Linked DNA regions of Homo sapiens: region 2 is linked to region 1. The links are chromatin loops, found by intact Hi-C in ENCODE. Cell type or tissue: Calu3. All regions are shown on one strand.

Evidence for each region. A loop is a pair of places that touch in the nucleus more often than their neighbours do. Peaks named below come from ENCODE experiments on the same cell type or tissue, not always from the same donor. Only the 100,000 strongest peaks of a DNase experiment are listed, where the experiment ranks them.
Region 2: it touches region 1 in a loop (2.8-fold over the local background); 6 of 110 quality-filtered maps call a loop at or near these places.

The regions. Positions count from the first base shown.
Region 1 is chr1:196,739,578-196,747,577 of GRCh38, forward strand. It overlaps CFH (complement factor H), which reads left to right. Exons shown (of 22, transcript NM_000186.4): 18 at 1,042-1,215; 19 at 2,298-2,474; 20 at 3,875-4,051; 21 at 6,240-6,422; 22 at 7,534-7,927. The coding sequence ends at 7,736. Among named protein-coding and RNA genes, the nearest start is that of CFHR3, 31 kb to the right of the region's middle. In Calu3, a CTCF peak has its summit at 3,850 (motif pointing right); no DNase peak of the experiment used is centred here.
Region 2 is chr1:197,142,328-197,150,327 of GRCh38, forward strand. ASPM (assembly factor for spindle microtubules) reads right to left here and starts at 4,342. Exons shown (of 28, transcript NM_018136.5): 1 at 3,814-4,342; 2 at 1,630-1,773; 3 at 4-1,483. The coding sequence starts at 4,110. RefSeq lists a silencer at 3,847-4,026. In Calu3, no CTCF peak of the experiment used is centred here; DNase peaks (open chromatin) are centred at 3,884, 4,044 and 4,414.

The sequences.
Region 1 (8,000 bases):
TTCATTGTCCATATCACTGTGAGTATTTTGGTCAAAGCCATTCAACAAGCCTCTAGGAAGTGCCAAACTTTCCCACATCTTGTCTTCTGAGCCGTCCAACTCCCTAGGAAGTTCCAAACATTTTAACATTCTCCTGTCTTCTTCTGACCCCTCCAAATGGTTCTAACCCCTGCCTGTTATCCAGTTCCAAAGCTGCTTCCACATTTTTGGTTATCTTTACAGCAGCACCCTACTCTCTGCAGTACCAATTTACTGTATTAGTCTGTTATCATGCTGCTATAAAGAACTACCCAAGACTGCATAATTTATAAAGGAAAGAGGTGTAATTGACTCACAATTCCACATGGCTGGGAGGCCTCAGGAAACTTACAACCCTGGTGGAAGGGTAAGCAAACATGTCCTTCTTCACATGATGACAGGAAGGAGAAGTGCAAAGCAAAGACAGAAAAGCTCCTTATAAAACCATCAGATCTCAGGAGAACTCACGCAGTATCATGAGAACAGCAGCAGAGGAAAAATCGCCCTCATGATTCAATTTTCTCCCACCAGGTCCCATCCACAACACGTGAGGATTATGGCAATTGCAATTCACGATGAGATTTGGGTGGGGACACAGCTAAACCTGTTCTGCAAGTTGTCATGTTTGCTTTGCCACTATGTTTTAAAACTTCTTTTACATTCTTCCCACAATGCCCCTTCTTATTTCCTACAATATATTATGTTTTACCTGGAATCGTTAACTCTCAATGTGTATCTTATTATCACTAGTAAGTTTACAGAGGCATTGTTTACCAGGCATAGATGATCTCTTTCTGAAATGTATTGCTATTTTTAGTTTCAAGTCCTTCTTCAGTTGGTGACAGTCCGATAGACAGACAGACACCAGAAGGCTAGTTTTAGGAAACATTTGTGTTACTTCTCTGTGATGTCATAGTAGCTCCTGTATTGTTTATTTTCAAATAAAACTACTTAATATTAAAACAGGCATATAAAATTAAATTTATGAGTTAGTGAAACCTGAATTCATTCTTTTTTTTTTAGGCCTTCCTTGTAAATCTCCACCTGAGATTTCTCATGGTGTTGTAGCTCACATGTCAGACAGTTATCAGTATGGAGAAGAAGTTACGTACAAATGTTTTGAAGGTTTTGGAATTGATGGGCCTGCAATTGCAAAATGCTTAGGAGAAAAATGGTCTCACCCTCCATCATGCATAAGTATGGTGCATTGAATTTTATTATATGTATGATAAATATTCTTCATTCAAAGTGTAAGTGGTACCAATAAGAAAGTAAACAGGGACTCTAGAAATTCATAAGGTTTTCTTGAATATTCTGGACTGCTGTGGGAAATTATAGCTGTAGTAATTAAAACATTTGACATTATAAGCCAAATTAGTTCATTTTCACATCATCTTGTGTGAACTTTAAGCATCCTCTGATGTATATTCTCAGACTTCTCATCTCTGTTCTTAGGGCACAGCTGCCTCTACTCATCAATCTCCACATTATTCAATCTTCTGTCAGTTTATCAACAATCTGCCTATAAGTACATTTTCTGAAATATTTTAAAAAATCATTATAAGTATTTCACATTTGATAGAAGCAAAAAATTTGGAAATGCACACACAATATAGGTGGTGTATTATTCCGTTTTCACACTGCTGTAAAGACCTTCCTGAGACTGGGTAATTTATAAAAGAAAAAATTTTAATTGATCACAGTTCCTCATGACTGAGGAGGTGTCATGAAACTTACCATTACCGCTGAAGGGGAAGCAGGCACCTTCTTCACAAGGTGGCAGGAGAGAGAGGAGTGAGTGAAGGAGGAACTTCTAAACAGTTATTAAATCATCATATCTTGTGAGAACTCACTCACCATCGTGAGAACAGCATGTGGGAAACTGCCACCATGATCCAATCACTTCCCACCAGGTCTCTCTCTCAACACCTGGAGATTATTATTCAAGATGAGATTTGGGTGAGGACACAAAGCCTAACCATATCAGGTGGCAAGTATGGACAAAAATAATGTGAACAAAAAAATGTGTAATCTCAATTGCTACGGCTACCAATATTTCTTCAGTCTTCTAATATCATTTCTATCTTGTATTTTTAATAGATTTAGAAGAATTTAATGTAATTAAGACAAAATGGCTAATATATTTTCTCAAGTTATAAGAAAAATGTTGTACAGTATTCATTGATTCTATATATCGCTATTTTAGAATCCATTACATGTATTGTATGTAACCTATTTTTAAAGATTTGCGGAACAAATACATATTTTTCCTATTTCAGAAACAGATTGTCTCAGTTTACCTAGCTTTGAAAATGCCATACCCATGGGAGAGAAGAAGGATGTGTATAAGGCGGGTGAGCAAGTGACTTACACTTGTGCAACATATTACAAAATGGATGGAGCCAGTAATGTAACATGCATTAATAGCAGATGGACAGGAAGGCCAACATGCAGAGGTACTTTGGTGAATTTTCAAAATTTATTTATATAATGTGTGGGCCCAGCCCAGTGGCTGGCGCCTGTAATCCCAGCACTTTGGGAGGCCGAGGTGGGCGGATCACTTGAGGTCAGGAGTTCGAGACCAGCCTGGCCAACATGGTGAAAACCCGTCTCTACTAAAAATACAAAAAAATAGTGGGGCATGGTGACATGCATCTGAAGTCCCAGCTACTTGGGAGACTGAGGCAGGAGAATCGCTTGAACCAGGGAGATGAAGATTGAAGTGGGCCAAGATCGTGCCACTGCACTCCACCCAGGGTGACAGAGTGAGATTCCGTCTCAAAAAAATAAATAAACCTGAAATAAATAAATATATAAGTACAATTTATTTATATAGAGTGTTTTGGGAATAAAATATAGAATTGTCTCTAACATCATTAAAATGGACATAAATTAAGTTTTTACGGCAGGACAAAGTAGTCGTATGCCTAAAAATAAAAAGATGGAACTGAGTATTTGATGATTAATCTTAGCTCAATAGTTCTCAAAGTGTGGTCGCTAAACCGGTAGCATCATCATCTTCTTGGAGATTGTTTGAAATGAAAATAAAATTCCGTAAGCTCATTCTAGACATCCAGAATCAAAAGTCTCAAAGTAAAACCCTGAAACTGTTTTACCAACACCTCCAGGGAATTCTATTTACACTTCCGAGTGAGAAGCATTGCTATAGTCTATTCACTACACATGGATATGAAACTCTCTGATGAATTTTGCATTGTTCAGCATAATATCCTTAATCATTGGCAATTAAATTATCTGAGGTTATTTTTATTATTATAGGCTTTTTAAAAAAATTTTTCCACATCTCCAATTTGGATCCTTTGATTAACCATTCTTCCTCCTTTTAACTTGGGTAATTTTCAAAATGTGTTTTTAATTCTTTGCTTATTCGCTAAGAAAATGCCTATTTGAGTTTATTTTTAAGAGGCTAAAATGTATAAGCAGGATGATTGCAAACAAAAATCTGGTATCACATAATCTATTTATGCTGACTTTTTGCATTTTATAAATTAATGTTAAATAAATAGAACTGGTAATATTTGTTTACTCAAACTCAAAGAGAGATATCCAGGAAAACTTTCGTTTACACTGGCTTCCAGAAGGGAAAAATAAAGGTCTATCAGTGTTCTAGCGAAGGATGAAGAAGAAATTTAAAACATCAACGCTTGTACCTTACAAAAAATAGTTTCATGTCTTTTCCTCAATATTACATTTAAATTTATTAAAATCAACAAAATATTTGATGAGATTGTCTACTTATTTTAAATTCGTCTTGAAATATATTTGTAACTGTTATCAGTTGATTTGCTACTCAAAATGAACACTAGGTGGAACCACTTCTTTTTTTTCTATTCAGACACCTCCTGTGTGAATCCGCCCACAGTACAAAATGCTTATATAGTGTCGAGACAGATGAGTAAATATCCATCTGGTGAGAGAGTACGTTATCAATGTAGGAGCCCTTATGAAATGTTTGGGGATGAAGAAGTGATGTGTTTAAATGGAAACTGGACGGAACCACCTCAATGCAAAGGTAGAGTATTATATTTCTTTTAACATTTTGGGGGAGTATAGCAGGGTTAAAATATGTTGATTTAAACAAAATGAAGTCATTTTTATTAATAGATTTTTCAAATGCAAATAAAATGACTGATGGTGCTTAAAATTCAATTCTTCCTGTGAACAGAACACAAGTAATAGGGTATATTATTTTCCAGAAAGATTCGACCAAATTGAGAGTTGGAACCTGAAAAACAATACTTTTTAAGCATTACAACACTTAGTTCCTTCTCAGGAATACGTGTAATAAAAGATACATTATGTGCATTTGACAGCCATAAGTGATGTGCATTCTAAGATATGGAATAGGCAGTTGAAGAGAGATCATAGACTGTGATATAAATGTGGGCATCTTCAGTATATGGATTATATTTAAAGGTGTGTGACTGACTGTATTTATAAAAAGAAGTCCGAGCACATAGTCCTGGGTCATTCTAATATAAAGAGATGAAATAAGGGAAACCAAAAAAGGAAATTGTATCTTACTCACCTTTATGTTTTAAAATTAATGTTTTTCTGTATTTTTTTTTTCACTATTTTACTTAGACTCTACCTATGTTTATTATTGAAGTGAGTTTTTGTAGACAGCATATAGTTGGGTCATGTTTACATATCCATTCATCCTTTCATGGCCTGTTAACTGGTGCACTTGGACCATTTACACTTAAAATAATTATTGATATATAGGACTTAAATCTCTGTCGTTTATTTGTTTCTGCCTGTTTCCTCTGGGTTTCAGTCCTATTTCCCTATTCCTCCATTCCCTGTAGGGAAATTATTAAGGAGATTAATTTCGATTCATATGTATTGTTTTCCATTCTATCTCTTTGTATAGCTTTTCTCCTCCTTTTAAAAAGTTGTTGCTCTAGCTAATACTATATATGTAATAATATATTACTGTCTACTGGCACTGACATTTAAATCTACAACTGGAATATGGAAACCTTACTTTCATGTAGATCCATTTACACTCTCCACGTTGTAAGTATAAATGCCACTAGTATTTTCTCTGCATACATTGAGCTCCATATTAAACTCACTTGCTTCAAATATCGAACATAATTGAAAAAACTTATGAGGAAAAAGATATCCTGTTATATTGACTCCTCTGTTTATCCATTCTATTTTTCTATTTTTTCAGGATCCTAAAGTCTCAAGCTCTTTCTTTTATCTGTTTTATTTTAATTTGAAGAATTCCTTTAGTTAATCTTTAGGCATAGGTCTACTGGAGACAAATTCCCTTGGTATCCCTTTCTCTGAGAATGTCTGTATTGATCCCCTTACTTGTAAAAGATCGTGTCACTGGATATCAAATTTGGAGTTGACAGTTCTTTGAACACTTGAAAACCGTGCCACATGGTTATAGATGAAAAACTCAGCATCATTTGAATTGTTGATCCCCTCGAGGAAAAGCATAGTTTTTGTCTAGTTGCTTTCAAGGTATTTTTTTCTTTTTTTAAAGTAGTTTTATTTTAATGTATATTGGTATAAATTCCAATGTTTTTATCCTCTTTGGAGTTCACTCAGCTTCTTAAATATAAGTTTATACCTTATGGTCAAAATGGGAAGTTTTCAGGCATCATTTTATTTATTCATTTTTCCAGCCCAATATCCTTTCTCTTCTTTTTCTGCATCGGCATTATTTGTTGTTGTATTTTTCTGAATGTCTCAGTTCAGTTTTTTGTTTTCAGTTTATTTTCAGAGTGGGTAATTTATATTGCTGTATGTTCAAGTTCATGGATTTATTTGTCTGTCAGCTCCCCATGTATTATTAAGTATATTCAGTGTTTTTAAAAAATTTTTGTCATACTTTTCCATTTTATAATTCCTATGGGATTTTTCGAATATGAAATAAGAAACTTCCTTTGTCATAGTTTTCTATGTTTAGCATGTATTCATTCGGAAAGACATTTCTTAATCCTGGTCTACCATAAGCAGCAATATTTGTTAATGTTTTATGTGTTCTTTCAGTACGGAGAAAAGAACTTAAATATATTACTTTCAGTTTAAAGGGTTAAAATTTCTTCCAGGACTCATTTCTTTCACCAGAAATCACAAAACTGTTGATATTATATACAGTGCTGTGTTTGCGTTTGCCTTATTTGAACTTGTATTTTGATTTGCTCTCACAACAAATCAAGTGATGAAATGATGTTTTTTAGATTCTACAGGAAAATGTGGGCCCCCTCCACCTATTGACAATGGGGACATTACTTCATTCCCGTTGTCAGTATATGCTCCAGCTTCATCAGTTGAGTACCAATGCCAGAACTTGTATCAACTTGAGGGTAACAAGCGAATAACATGTAGAAATGGACAATGGTCAGAACCACCAAAATGCTTACGTAAGTACTTTAATATTCACGTGGCTGGAAAAATCTCTGTGATGAGTCTGATATTTCACTGTTTGTAACAAAATACTCACAGATTATTGAACAACCATTCTGCTGAATGCTTGCCTACCAAATATTTCTGTCAGAAAGTAAAGTTTAGAAATTTTTCTCTTTAGGGCTGGGTGCGGTGGCTCACACCTGTAATCCCAGCACTTTGGGAGGCTGAGGCGGGCAGATCACGAGGTCAGGAGATTGAGGACCATCCTGGCTAACACGGTGAAACCCCGTCTCTACTAAAAATACAAAATAATAATAATAACCGGCATGGTGACGGGCACCTGTAGTCCCAGCTAGTCGGGAGTCTGAGGCAGGAAAATGGCGGGAACCCGGGAGGCGGAGGTTGCAGTGAGCCGAGTTCGCGCCACTGCACTCCAGCCTGGGTGACAAAGCGAGACTCCGTCTCAATAAAAACAACAAAAAAAGTAATTTTTCTCTTTATATTTATATTTTATTTTAAAGCATTTAGTTGACAAATAAAAATATATTTTGATGTTTGACAATATGTTGTTTTGATATATTTATGCTACAAAGATTACCACAAATTAATTAGCACATTCTTCATCACCTATGCTTAGCATTGGGTGTAGGTGGGTGTGTGAGTATGTGTGTGTGTGTTTGTGGTGAGGACACTTAAAATCTGCTTTCTTACCAATTTTCAAATAAACAATACAATATTATTAGCTCTAAATATCACTAGATCTCTATGTTTGATTCCAAGTTCTTATTCATATTATAGCTGAAAGTTTGTACTCTTTGACCAATATCTTAATCAAAAGCAGCAATGATAAGTTCTAAAACGCAGGGATCCTAAAATGACAACTGATGTAATGAATCATTGATAATACACCCCTAATTCTCATACATTAAACATCGAACCTCATTTTCACATCGATTACCATTCTAAGTTTATTCAAATCAATATGATGTTTCTACATAGTTGGTTTGGATAGTGTTTTGAGAAATAATTCCTGAACCATCATATAACATTCTACTTGAAAACCTGAAAGTCTATGAAGATTTGCATACTACTTAATGTTTTATGTTTACTGTTTTTTATTTTCAGATCCGTGTGTAATATCCCGAGAAATTATGGAAAATTATAACATAGCATTAAGGTGGACAGCCAAACAGAAGCTTTATTCGAGAACAGGTGAATCAGTTGAATTTGTGTGTAAACGGGGATATCGTCTTTCATCACGTTCTCACACATTGCGAACAACATGTTGGGATGGGAAACTGGAGTATCCAACTTGTGCAAAAAGATAGAATCAATCATAAAGTGCACACCTTTATTCAGAACTTTAGTATTAAATCAGTTCTCAATTTCATTTTTTATGTATTGTTTTACTCCTTTTTATTCATACGTAAAATTTTGGATTAATTTGTGAAAATGTAATTATAAGCTGAGACCGGTGGCTCTCTTCTTAAAAGCACCATATTAAATCCTGGAAAACTAACGGTTGTGTCCAGTTCATAAAATGTTTGTGGCAAGAAATTAGACGCAATTTTTCAGACTTTATTTCTGTTCAT
Region 2 (8,000 bases), 400 kb after region 1:
CACCAGTTTTCTTCTTCAGGTTTAATTTCTCTCTGTTGCTAATACGTTTTGAGATGGGTGTTGTCACATTTTTTGTTTTCTTAACAGCTGATGTTTTAGGCTCTGAGGGAGAAAAATGGATTCTTTTGATTTCTCGCACTTCTGTATGTTCTGTAATTGCAACTCTCACATTTGCATCTTCCATGCTTCCATCGCTCTTTCTTTTCCGAGCAACTGAAGCTGTTGTCGAAGAGGGTGTTACCTCGTTTTTATAACTCTTAGATTTACTTAATATTGGATCTATAATTGGAAGATAAGAATGAAAATCTTCTTTTTCCTTTTGATTATTTATTACTTTTTCATGTTCACCCACTGCACTGTTGAGACATCTTTTTGCTTTTGGTTTATTAATCTCAGTTTGGTTTTCTCTGGTACAGGTGGCCTTCCTTTTAGTAACAGTGGCAGAAAGTATTGGACGTCTCTTAGGTTGTTTATTGTGGCTATGACTAGAAATATCCTGAACTGCAGAAAATTTAGGATTATTTTGTTTTATAAAACTGTAGTAATTTGACTTCATTTCTACTAGTTCTTCAAAAATAGCTTTGGGAGATTTTGAACCCTGACATTCAGGAATACGTGGCGAAACTTCACTTTTTCTCCAATCTTCAGGAGACTGTGGGACTTGAGAATTTTCATTTGATAATGGTACTTTACATGTTTGCTGAGATGTACACATATATGCCATGTTATCTTTTAAAAATTGATTAGGGGATAAAATAGGATTAACTGACTCTGATTCTAGATCCTGATTTAGTCCATAATTATCTTTTATGAAAGAATCTGGACTTAAAATTTTCTGATAAATTTCATGTGCAATTGTTGATTCCAAATGCACAGGCTGTGAATTATCTTTCATAAACATATCTGATGAAAGACATGTTACTAATTCTAGTTCATTATTAGCTCCATGACTATTATTTACAAAAGAATCTGGACTTAGAAAATGTATTTGGCTTTGTGTAATGTTCAAAGTTGAAGAACAGTTGGGGGTAAGACTAAGTTTACTATTCTCTCCTCTTTGGCCATTAACATTTACGGAATTAAAGGAAGTTTCAGTTACAGCTTTCTCATTAAAAGAAACTTTTGAAACGTTGGCACTGTGTACATTTAATAGTTCCCTATTTTCTGATGCATGAAGAGATGAGTAGGTAGTAGATCGACGTACAGAGAGTGGCAAGCAAGTTGCACCATGGCATTCATTGAAAGCAGGGCTAATAGGTGATATGGGTATTTTATTTTCTTCAAGTATTAAAGAATTGTTTTCTGTTGGGGGACCGCCTTCATTCATAGCCAAGTTTTCACAAGCTTGTAGTGGGCTCCTAACTCTGTCAACTTTTTGGGAAACACTAAATGTTTTATTAACATTCTGAATATTTGAAACCCTTCTGTTGTGACTTGTAGAGGCTGAAATTTTCTTCTTTTTAATGGTATCCCAAAGACTCCTCTGCAAAAATAAGGAAAATATACCAATTAAGTTTGTAGCTATTGAATATTAAATAAGCAATATTACTTCAAGCCTGTTATCAAAATAAGTTTTATTTATTATTAAACAATTTCTTAGAGTAAATCACAGAATGGTTAAAACATTACCTTTTTCTTTTTCTGCTCTTCTGCATTTCCTAGTAATATAGCTTGGTGTTTCAGAACATCATTTACAAGAAATGTCATAATCTCTCTTACTCGGCCTTCTTTGAGTGGTGTCCAGTTAACAGAAATAACAATTTTCTCTTTAGGCTATAATCAAAACAATACATTATATAATTACAATAGTAATTACATAATAACCAAAACACCTTATATACAACTTACAATATAGTAGGGCTTAATAATTGTTAACCAACACTCTATATACTAAACATTTAATAAATCAAATATATTTCTCCTACCCTATCTGCTTAATTATAAGAAAAAAAGTCACTAAAAATAACAGGGTTCACAACAAAATAAATAATAAAATCTTAACTGTATTAAAGCAATAGAACAGATAGTCTCTAAATCATTTTGTTTGAGTGGTTTCAAAAGATTTAATTGTACATTTCTAATTTTTAGATGTGTAGAGTACTTCTACTTCAAACACAAGGACCCTGCATTATGAAGACTTTATTTAAAAAGAAATGTAAAGATGATCAGCTAAATTCCTTCTTCCTTACAAATTCCTCTAAGGTCCACATCATCATACTGAGATTTCTTAAACAGGTATTATTGTTCCAGGCATAAGTGCAGGTATCCTGTAAAACTCATTTAATGCTAACATCCCTAGGAAGCAGGTATTATGATTATGCACATTTTACAGATGAAGTAACTAACATCCAGAAAAGTCTGCCAAAGTCACGCAGGTACCTATTAGAACCCAGGCAGTCTAATGCCAGAGTTTGGACTTTAACATCTACACCCCACACCCTGGCAGGTAGACAGAATCTGCCAAATTTAAACGCTGACATGACAAAACAAATTTTGTTTTTCAGGAGAAACAGACAAGTTTCTGTTTTAAAGGAGAAATAATATAACATCATAAACAACTAATTTTAAAAAATAAGAATGGTGCATTTTTACTCTATAAAATAGTTTATTCTAAAAATACCACAAAATTTAGTTCCACATTATAACAAAAAAGAGTAAGTTGAAGTATTATGTGGATAGAAAAGAAATCTGTCTTTCCAAAGAAAGGAAAGCAGGCAGTGATTCATGAAACAGAGGGGCGGGGTGGGTAGGTTCTGAAGTGTAGATAGATGAACCATTGGTGACACACAAGTTAAGGGACCTCAGATTAGAATCTCTTTTTTCTGCCTAATGAAGTGGTTATTAGCCTACTAGTTCAGACCTCCTCGGCTAACGGTTTTCATACTTTTGGTGATTCTACTCAATGGAAAGGTCACAGCAGTCAAAATAAAAACATAAATTCTCCAGTCTTTGGTGAAGGGGATTGGAGCATTACTCTTGCAAATGCAATGCAGTAAAAGAAAGCTACAGGAGTTCTTGAAACAACATTTATAAAATTAAATTTGATGCAGCATTAAAATTACACTTAACAGCAAAGAAAAAAAGGACTAAAATACTAAAGTGTGCATACATACTACACGTATATATTGAAAACAACTCTGAATAGGTTTTTTTGGTTTTTATTGTAGGCATTTAGCCAGAACAAAGCTCACTATTTCACCGGAAAAAAAAACCAGTTACCTCGACTCTAAGGGTACATATGGAAACTAAAATGCATATTAAGATGGCTGATAGAAATTTTAAAAAAAGCTGCTTTAACCAACCAAGGTACTCCTGTCAATCTTAAAAAAGTGTTAAAAAAGTGCATTGTCTATTAATTTAGAACGGCAAGGCTATTTCACAACGCCTTAAGTCTAGTAAAAGTGCTTGTCAATTTAACAGAGAAGTCTATATAACTTGCTCCTAAAGATGCTAAGTGCGCGCGCGTTTATGTGTTGTCCCCGCCCAAGTTAGCGTCTATCCTAGCCTTCAATTAGAGAATATATATATATATATATATATAATATTGACACATATATATATACTCACACACATGTGTATGCGTCAAGGGCCCACCCACAGTTATTGAAAAGGAACTGACTTCACTCTCTAAGGGTCTTTTCTGATTTCTTTTCCAAGAGCCACCCACAGTTATTGAGTGAAAGGGAACTGACTTTATTCTCTAAGGGTCTTTTCTGATTTCTTCTCCAATCGTCAACCTTCCTGAGGAGGGTGGCAGGAAAGATAGCGGAGAAGCAGAACACCGGCCTGGAGCACGCTCCTCCTGAGACCTACCTGCAACACGAAACAGCGCTGCGACACACTGAAGCCCAGGTCCGCGGCCGGGAAGTGGGAGATCTTCACTTCTGCCACCTCCTCGTTAGGGTTGTCTAGGGCCAGAGACAGCGTCCGTGAGGCTCCCAGGAGAACGTCCCCGAAGCAAAGGAAAGGAGACCTGCAGAAGTGGCTGAGAGACAGGACCGGCGGGGAAGACGCCTCCTCCTCGGCCGCGGGGCCCCGCAGCCCCGCGGGCGGCCTCCGCTCGGTCGGGCTCACTTCCCAGCAGCCTCGCCCCACTCGCCGGTTCGCCATGGCAGATTCGAGACCCCTCCTGGATCTCCTTGCCCCGCTCCCACGAGGCGGCTCCGGAGCGGGGATCCGGGACTTACGCTGACCGCTTCCCCTCAGGGGCGGCTGTAGAGGTCGTGGGAGTGAATTCGGCCCTTTTTCTTTTCCACTAACCTACTCCCTAGAAAACAGAAAACAAGCCCAATAAACTCGCAAATTAAAAAGAGGAGCCAAACAAGTATGGCGTTTTGACTCTGTTTAAACTTGCCGCCTCCACCAATGAGGACCTCCGGGCACCGCCCTCCTCGTCACGGGACCAATCGGTGAGCAGCATCCCCTGGCCAATGAGACGGCGGCGCTTCATTTGAATGATTGCATCCGGCCGCCAATCGCTATCTGCGGAGGAGGTGAGAACGGTAGCGGAATCCTGGCCACCGTCTAAAACCCGGGGCTTAGAATTGAAATTCGTCTTTATATTTTTGGTTGTGCTGAAGGGAAGGGAGTCACAGCATTTCCACAATACATGTAGTAATCATTGCGGTTTCCAGGAACAATCATAGATAAAACTGTTACGTAGGCAAAAATTGGTTTATGCCACTCCTCTCATATGCATACCCCGCCCAGAATTATATTAACTTTACTGTCGCGGTTTCCAGGGCTGAATGGTAGAGATGTAAAGATAATTAGTTTGTATGAACATGCTTATTTTAGTGACAACATAGCAGGGACTCAGTACATTTACATGCTGTTAATTACCTCGGGACGCTGGGAGCAAAACCAGGTAAACAAATGAAACCTGAGATTACCAGTAATTCATAAATGATTGTTTTGACTGGCAATGCCCTTCACAAATATCTTATTAGTTTTTATTTCAATTGTAGGGATCTAATAATAATTATAGCTTACATATTAGGGATTTTTTAAATTATTTATTTATTTTGAGATGGAGTCTCGCTCTGTCTCCCAGGCTGGAGTGCAGTGACGTGATCTTGGTTCACTGCAACCTCCGCCTCCCGGGTTCAAGCGATTCTCCTGCCTCAGCCTCCCAAGTAGCTGGAATTAGAGGCGCGCCTCACCACGACTGGCTAATTTTTGTATTTTTGGTAGAGAGGGGAGTTCGCCATGTTGGCCAGGCTGGTCTGGAACTCCTGGCCTCAAGTGATCCGCCTGCCTCCGCCTCGGCCTCCCAAAGTGCTGGGATTACAGGCCTGAGCGGCGCCCGACCCTAGGCTAGGGATTTTTTAAAAATCCTTTACCTATTTATCTCAACCTTTGCCTTAAACCTACGAGGTATCTCTTAGGGCGTAGGTACCATTATTTGTATCTTACAGATGAGGAATACAGGTCATACAGCTAAGTAGGAAGTGGCATAACCCAGATAGGTACACATGCCTGTAATCCCAGCAGTTTGGCCCTAGTCTTGCTCTTACCCACTACACTATATTGCCTCTAAAGGCAGTAGAAAACTTAAAAAATAAAAATAATGTCTGGATGTATGTATGGTTACACAAAACATGTAAAAAGAGAAGTCAATGGGAAATCAAAATAAGGAAGATGAGACATGAAATTATATTCAATGGTGTCCAATTTCACCTGAAGTTGGACCTTAACAATATTTAAACGAAATTTTTCCACTGGGCACGGTGGCTCAAGCCTGTAACCCAGCACTTTGGGAGGCTGAGGCAGGCGGATTCTTGAGGTCAGGGGTTTGAGACCAGCCTGGCCAACATGGCGAAATGCCGTCTCCACTAAAAATAAAAAAATTAGCCAGGCGTGGTGGAGCATGCCTGTAATCCCACCTACCCCGGAGGCTGAGACAGAAGAATCGCTTGAACCTGGGGTGGGGGGTGGGGGCAAGGTTGCAGTGAGCCGAGATCATGGCACTGAACTCCAGCTTGGGCAAGAGAGCAAGACGCTGTCAAAAAAAAAAAAAAAAAAAAAAAAAATTCTTTCATAGAGGCTTAAAAAAAAAAACAACAAAACAAAACCCTGGAGCAGAGCCTCACAAGTCATTTCCAGTTCTCCTCAGCATCTACCCCCCACGACCTCTCCATTAGCTTAGTTAGGCTCCAAAAAATAAAACTTGGACGGAGGAGAGTGCAAGATATGCTGTGGGAGGGAGGAAACAGCCTATACAGCAAAGAGTTAAAAGATTTTGACAGTCTAAGGTGGAATGTAATGGTGTTAGACCAAGAGGACAAATCATAAGGAACAATAAGGCCAAATTTATTGTCATGGGTGCACTTTACCCATTTAATTAATACAATGTCCGAAGTACCTGGGAATGGCTTTAATAGTTTAATAGGTTCACTAATTGAAAACTGAACTCAGTAGTGGTTTACAGTCAGGTAGGTCAAGGCCAGGCACGGTAGCTCATGCCTGTAATTCCAGCACTTTGGGAGGCTGAGACAGGAAGATCGCTTGAGCCCAGGAGTTAAAAACCAGCAACAAAGTGAGACATGGTCTTTATAAAAACAAAAACAAAACAGGCAGTTAGGTCAAAATGCTCAAACTACCTGGCATTCTGTACACGAAGGAGTCCAAAAGCTCAGGAAGATAGGAATGTTGGAGAAAATCTACATGTGCAACCTGCTTGGCCAAGTCACATCTAAACATGCACACCCTCCACCCATTCTCCTTTTACCAAGGTGTTGATAAATGCATTAACTAATAAAAAGGACTCCAGCATCCATGAAAAGACCTGGGTGACTATTTTTTATAGGCCAGAAATGATGATAGAGGATCAATAATGAAAATAGGTTCTCTGATCTCCATGTGAATTATATGATCCACAAGTGGTCAAAGTCGATTGGCACTTAATAGACAAGGTGGTATAGTTCTTACCACAATATGCTAATGGCAGAATTGTAATTAGAGGCAGGGATCTGTGGCAATGGCCAGTTTCTCAAGGGCCCTATAAATAAGATGAGCTATATACTATGGTGCTGCCTAACATATATAGGCAGAGAAATACCACATATGCAAAGCAAAAAACCTAACTGAAGCCAATGTTGTGGCAGTTATGCCTTTTACCCACTTTCCAAACTTAAGACAGTTCATACACCCAAAGCTCCTTGACTAGAAAGAACCCTGCAACACGAATACCATAAATCTTCTCTCAACAATTCCCCAGAGGGAACTGCAGTCATTTACCCACATGAATATGGATTGGGGGCAGGAACTTGACTTCCTAAGGGTTATTAGATAATGAGATAATAGCTCTGCCTTTCTGCTATACTCCAGAATCCTAAAATGTCACTGTGGACCACCAGACATAGTGAGAGCTTCTCAAGAACCGGTGACAGATGGCATCTAAGTCAGAATCTGTCTTACCAAGTGTCCTTTGGATCCACCCATTTCCAGAATATAAAATAGGAACACTTACTGACCACATTCTCACACTGGTTCCTAGATCCAAGGAACAAGGGCAATTATTGGAGAAAGGGCCAAGTGGAAGCCCCTGAAAATCACCATTTTCCCACCACGGCAATTCAGAGATTATTCTGAATACCTGAGAGATGTTGGGATAGTGATTTTGTCCATATACCCACTTTCTCCACTTATTTGGCCAGTGCAAAAGCCAGATAGATTCTGGAAAATGATAGTAGATTATAGCAATTAGGTGATGATGCCAATTATTACACTACAGTTTCAGATGTGTTATTTTTATACACAAATCAACATACCTTTGTCAGCTGGTTTGCAGCTATGAATCAAGCAAAATGCATTTTTCTTGTTTTTCCCCATTCATCCAGTATTGAAAAACCGAAGCACTTTGTACTTAAGTAGTGGTACAATGCTGTAGCATTACTGTCCTGCCTCAGGGCTCGTCAAATTTCCTACCTATACTGTAATATTGTTCAGAGAGACCTGGATCTTAGTATCACACTGGTCCATTATATTGATGACATTTG